Regions from separate parts of the Homo sapiens genome. Here region 1 is linked to region 2. The links are chromatin loops, found by intact Hi-C in ENCODE. Cell type or tissue: PC-9. All regions are shown on one strand.

The links. Peaks named below come from ENCODE experiments on the same cell type or tissue, not always from the same donor. Only the 100,000 strongest peaks of a DNase experiment are listed, where the experiment ranks them.
Region 1: it touches region 2 in a loop (18-fold over the local background); 6 of 110 quality-filtered maps call a loop at or near these places.

The regions. Positions count from the first base shown.
Region 1 is chrX:102,862,441-102,864,940 of GRCh38, forward strand. The region is part of intron 12 of ARMCX5-GPRASP2 (ARMCX5-GPRASP2 readthrough); the gene reads left to right. All of the region lies in intron 3 of LINC00630 (long intergenic non-protein coding RNA 630), which reads left to right. Among named protein-coding and RNA genes, the nearest start is that of RAB40AL, 74 kb to the right of the region's middle. In PC-9, a CTCF peak has its summit at 1,485 (motif pointing left); a DNase peak (open chromatin) is centred at 1,481.
Region 2 is chrX:101,595,317-101,597,816 of GRCh38, forward strand. It overlaps the pseudogene ARMCX7P. Among named protein-coding and RNA genes, the nearest start is that of ARMCX6, 21 kb to the right of the region's middle. In PC-9, CTCF peaks have their summits at 945 (motif pointing right) and 1,147; a DNase peak (open chromatin) is centred at 1,005; H3K27me3 peaks cover 976 bases.

The DNA of each region.
Region 1 (2,500 bases), 1.3 Mb after region 2:
AACTTGATTCTTATACTCAAGAGAGCATTGTGAGGAGTTCAAGAGGAAACCCTCCTCCAGATCCCAGCACAGTTTTTGACACATTATTCACAGCACCAATGTTTGCTTCCTTCTCATCCCAACTGTGCTGAGATGTTATTTCTTTACATATTCACTTCTAATTTTACCATTAAGTATTCTTTTTGTCTGCATTCTTTTAGTTTACATTGTGGTTCTTTATCAGGCTTTCTGAATTGAATGTTTAACTCATTTTCATTTTTATTGATATAGGTATTTAATGCTTTAAAATAGCCTCTGATAGCAACTCTAGCTAAATTCGTACATCCTCTGTTTTCATTATGATTATATGCACCAAATTCTGCAACTTTAATCTATTTCCATTTGGGTGCAAGTTTTGTTTAATAGCCTCAGATAGAGTCAATTTTCATGAATGATCCATGTTTATATGAAAAGTAGGTGTGTTGCCTAATATTAGGCTTCACAATTTAGAATAAGTGTATCTGTAAGATCTACCCTTGGAATTATGTTGCTTAAGTCTTCTCTACAGTTGTTAAATTTTTCTCCACCTGAACGTTTTTGGATTATAGGAAATGTGGTAGAATTTCTATTATTAAATGGTGTGCTTCTTCCTACTTCTCTTTGCACTACTGTAGTTTTTGCTCTATCAATATTTTTACCACATGACTGCATATATGAGTAGCTCCCATCTTCCTTGTGAATTGTAGCCTTTGACTTTATCAACTGTGTTTTTTTGTCTCTTTAAATCCATTTTGGTCTCAGTTTTTTTCTTTTAATTATCAAGATTGTAACCCTTACTTTCTTTATATTGTCAACTGCCTAGTATATATTTATCCTTACATTTTTAACCTATATGAATACGTTTGTTTTACGTGTATCACTTGGAAAAGCACAGCTTTGGATTTTTCTTCAATAGGCAATCTGAAATACTTTTAATAGATGAGTTAAGCCAATTTATTGTTATTGATATGATTGATGTCTTTGCTCATTTGTGTTCAATTCTGTTGTATTGCTTTTAAACACAGAAATTGTATAGTCTTTCACTAGTTCATATGTTTATTTGCTATCTATATTTAGTATTTCGAATGGTTAATACATAATATCCTTGATATGGAAGAAGTCTTAATAATGAGTAGAGAAATCATCAAAAGATATGAACAGATAATTCACATAAAATGCAATATACATAGTCACTAAACTTTCAAAAATATACCAAATTACAATAATTCTGCCTGCCACGGGCTGCCAGTGTGCACCAGAGGTATCTCATGTTTCATCTTATGGATGCCCCAGAGTAGAGGATTTTACTGTCTTCTTTTACACTTATCAATTTTATTCTGACAGAATTAGAGTCATTCTATATGTAAATTCATACCCTGGGTTTTAAGTGAGGTATTTTTTTTTTGCTCCATGCAAACACGTCTGTGGAGAAGTTTGACAATGGTGGTACGGTGGTGCCCCCTCGTGACTGAAGCCTGAACTGCATGCAGCTTGAACATCACAGTAGGAAAGTGGGAGGGAGGAGTTGTGGCCCAAGCCCCGCCCTACAGAGTTTTCTAGAAGTCTGAGTGGAAAATTGGGCATTCCCAGTGTGTAGGAATACTGACAGCCTCCATTAAAAAAATGGAGCCTTTTACTATGTGGAAGAGAAAACTATGTCAGAATAATAAATATATATTTTAAATGCTTTGAGACATATGGATAAATAGCTGGAGACCTGGGTAAGCTAAAATGGATGCAGATCTTTTATTATCTTTGTAACCCAAGTTTGCCCTTATTATAACCATCTTTTCATGGAAATATACGTCTGTGATAACATCTTAAAATACTTAAACACAAAATCTCACTTTTTTTTTTTGGACTATGTATTTCATTGTGTGGATACCCTCAAATTTATTTCACTAGTATTATAGCAATGAAAATTTAGTTCCCTTACCATTTCTATGACCGAAAATAATGTACTTAACGCCATGCTCGTGTATATGCAAATATGTTTGTAAGCATTTATTTATAGTAAGTTCCTAAAAGTTTCATTTTAAAACCCTTTGAACTATAACATTTTATATTAATAATCAATTCAAAATACTATTACTAATTTATATTGCCTATATCACAGTATGAAAGTACCTAGTTCTCCACACATTAGAAATAATGAGAATCATTAATTTGGTACACAAGAAGTCATCTCTCATCATTACTTTCATTATAACTCGTTTTTGTTGCCTTCTGGAATTCCATCCTATGGATGTAACATAATCAATTTTCACAACTTCTTGTTATTCAGACTGTCCTGATATTTCCTATTATCTACACTGTGTGGATGGCATCTTTTCAGAGTCTGTGCACTGCTGAAGGGCACAGTTACAGGCACAATTCCTGTGGCTATTTGCGCTAGTGAGTTGAATGTGTCTTCCTTGAGTCCAGCAAGCTGTCTTAGGAGAAATATAACACAACATGATAAATGTCTCAGTTTGTGTGAGTG
Region 2 (2,500 bases):
GCTAGACTGTGTATTGCCTTAAATACTATTCTCAGAAATAACCAGTGGTGTCATTCTAGCAAGTATCACTCCAGAAAACTCCTTATACGTACAAAAGGCATAAAAAATCTTTTTAAAAAGTCATTATTTCCAAGAAAAGTGAGCAGAGGCAAGAAAAATGTAATTAAACATATTTATCTCTCCATGCCTTGTTTTATGAAATCTGCTTTTTTCATGGGTCTAAGCAAGATGATGGATATTAGTTGCTGAGGGGAGGGGAAGTAAAAAGACGTGCTGTTGCCCAGTATTCTAGGATGAAGATAAAGAAGTATAAATACAAAGAAACAGTTGCTCCAGGAGAAGATAAGAAAGTATCAGAATAAGTTTTGTCTCTGGAAATCAGAGAAAAACAAATTCCAACAAAATGGTAATGCACTTTCTTTTGGATTCCAGGATTGGTGAAGAAAAAAAAATGAGTAACAGGTCTGGTGTGCTGGGGGGAAGAGAGAGAGGCAGGCACACTCTTGCATCACTACTGGTGGCAACCATGGCTCATTAGTGACATATATCTCAGGTGACCAAGATCTGTGGGAAAGTCAAATCTTTTTGATCCAGCCATCAGCTCTCTGCTGTTGACCTCAGAGAGGCACGTTTGTAGATGAGTGAAGAAAGAAGAAACTGCTCTGGTTATGTGCAGGGTGGTGTGAGAATGAGGATTGCCTGGGAAGTCTTAGGGTCAAGATTGGGACAGAGTCATCTTCCCCTACACTCTCGCCCCACCCACCAGCTTATTTTAGTTCTCTAAATGGTGCATAGGATCGGGGGAGAGTTGGTGTTGCGGAACCGAGAGTGAGAGGTGAGAAATGTTTGACAGAGTCCAGAATCAGTAAAAGGAACTGTGGCCTATCACCCAGCACTGTGTTCACCCACCCTACTGATAGATATTGGTTTGTTTGTCTGTCTGTAGGGGGCAGTGCAACCCAAGAAAAAGGAAGAAGAAAATTACAGGTTATCTGGCAGAGACTGAAGAAAGAATGTATTCCTTCAAGGATATGTGGAGCCAGAACCTGTCACAAGAGGGTGGTACACACAAGTGCTAAACTAGAACTTGCCCTTCTACTCCTGTCCTGTTTTCGGAAAACCCTTAATCCCAATCCTTTATGGCTCTGGGAAAGCAGTGTCAAAATCTATAGCACAGAAAGGGGAGTGAGGTGAGGTAGATCAGAAAAGTGGGCATTCATAGGAGAAGGGCGAGGAATAAAGTGGCAGGAGGCCAGGGTGGGGAAGATGGGTGTGCCTGAGACCTAAATGGGAGACTCTGGAAAGTTATATTCCTCACTCTGGAGTGGATGCACCTGAAACTTATGTGTCAATGCATTTACCAATCTCTATCCTCTTTTCTCTGTCTACCTGTAGACAATAATCTAAGTAAGGGAGGAAAGAAATTGCTCCACAGAGTGTGATATGCTGGAGATAAGGGGTGGAAACGAGGCGTCCGAGGCAGACTACAGAGTCCAGAGGCAATTCAGCTTCTCCCTCTCACAGCCTTTGTTTTTTTCTCCTCTTATATTGGTGCTGGAAAAAGATAAATGCTGCACCTGTGGGAAAATAGTGGAAATGAGCTTGAGGGAGGTTAAACCCCAGAGGAGGAACATTTGAAAATTAAGACCTTCAATCCGGAAATAGAGATACTGATACCCTTGTATCCTGTGCATTGACATGTCTCTTTGGGGAGACTCATCTGAAAGCTTTATGTGTTTGCATTGCTGCTAGGTCCATGTTGGATGGCAATTAGATTGATTGTGTCCAGGAAAAGAATGTCTAACAATCTCCTTCCTAGAATGCCACAACTAGAGCACCTTTTAAAGAGTGATGCCCATCTGTGACTTGCATTAGATGTGGGATATACTCAGACTGACGAATTTGTGAAAGAAGATATGGAAGTCTGGTCTACAAGTTGACACAGTGTTCATCCACTTATCAGAAGAAGGCACAACCAAGCAAGAAAAACAAAAAGAGCGTGGGAGCTGCAGACAGTGGGGAAGACAGGCAAGGTCCATGATCTTCAGTCAAGAACTGAGGATAAGCCAAGCCCTGGGGATCAGTCTGACAATAATCATGGGCAGTAAGAACTCTCAGCCTCTCCAAAAGCAAACCATCGAAATAAAAATGAATGACCTATTCCCCCAATGAAAATAAAAAAATTTCTGGGTATGCTCAAAACTTTAAAAATGGCAGTTGTGTTCTAGACCTCTCCAAGTGTCTTTTCATTCAGGGAAAACTGTTGTTTGCCGAGCCCAAGGATGCGGGCTTTCCATTTAGCCAGGATATCAATAGCCATTTGGCCAGCCTCTCAATGGCTAGAAACACGAGCCCCACTCCAGACCCCACTGTTAGAGAGGCTTTGTGTGCCCCGGATAACTTAAATGCGAGTATTGAAAGTCAGGGCCAGATTAAGATGTACATCAATGAAGTGTGTCGGGAGACTGTGTCACGTTGCTGCAACTCATTTCTGCAGCAG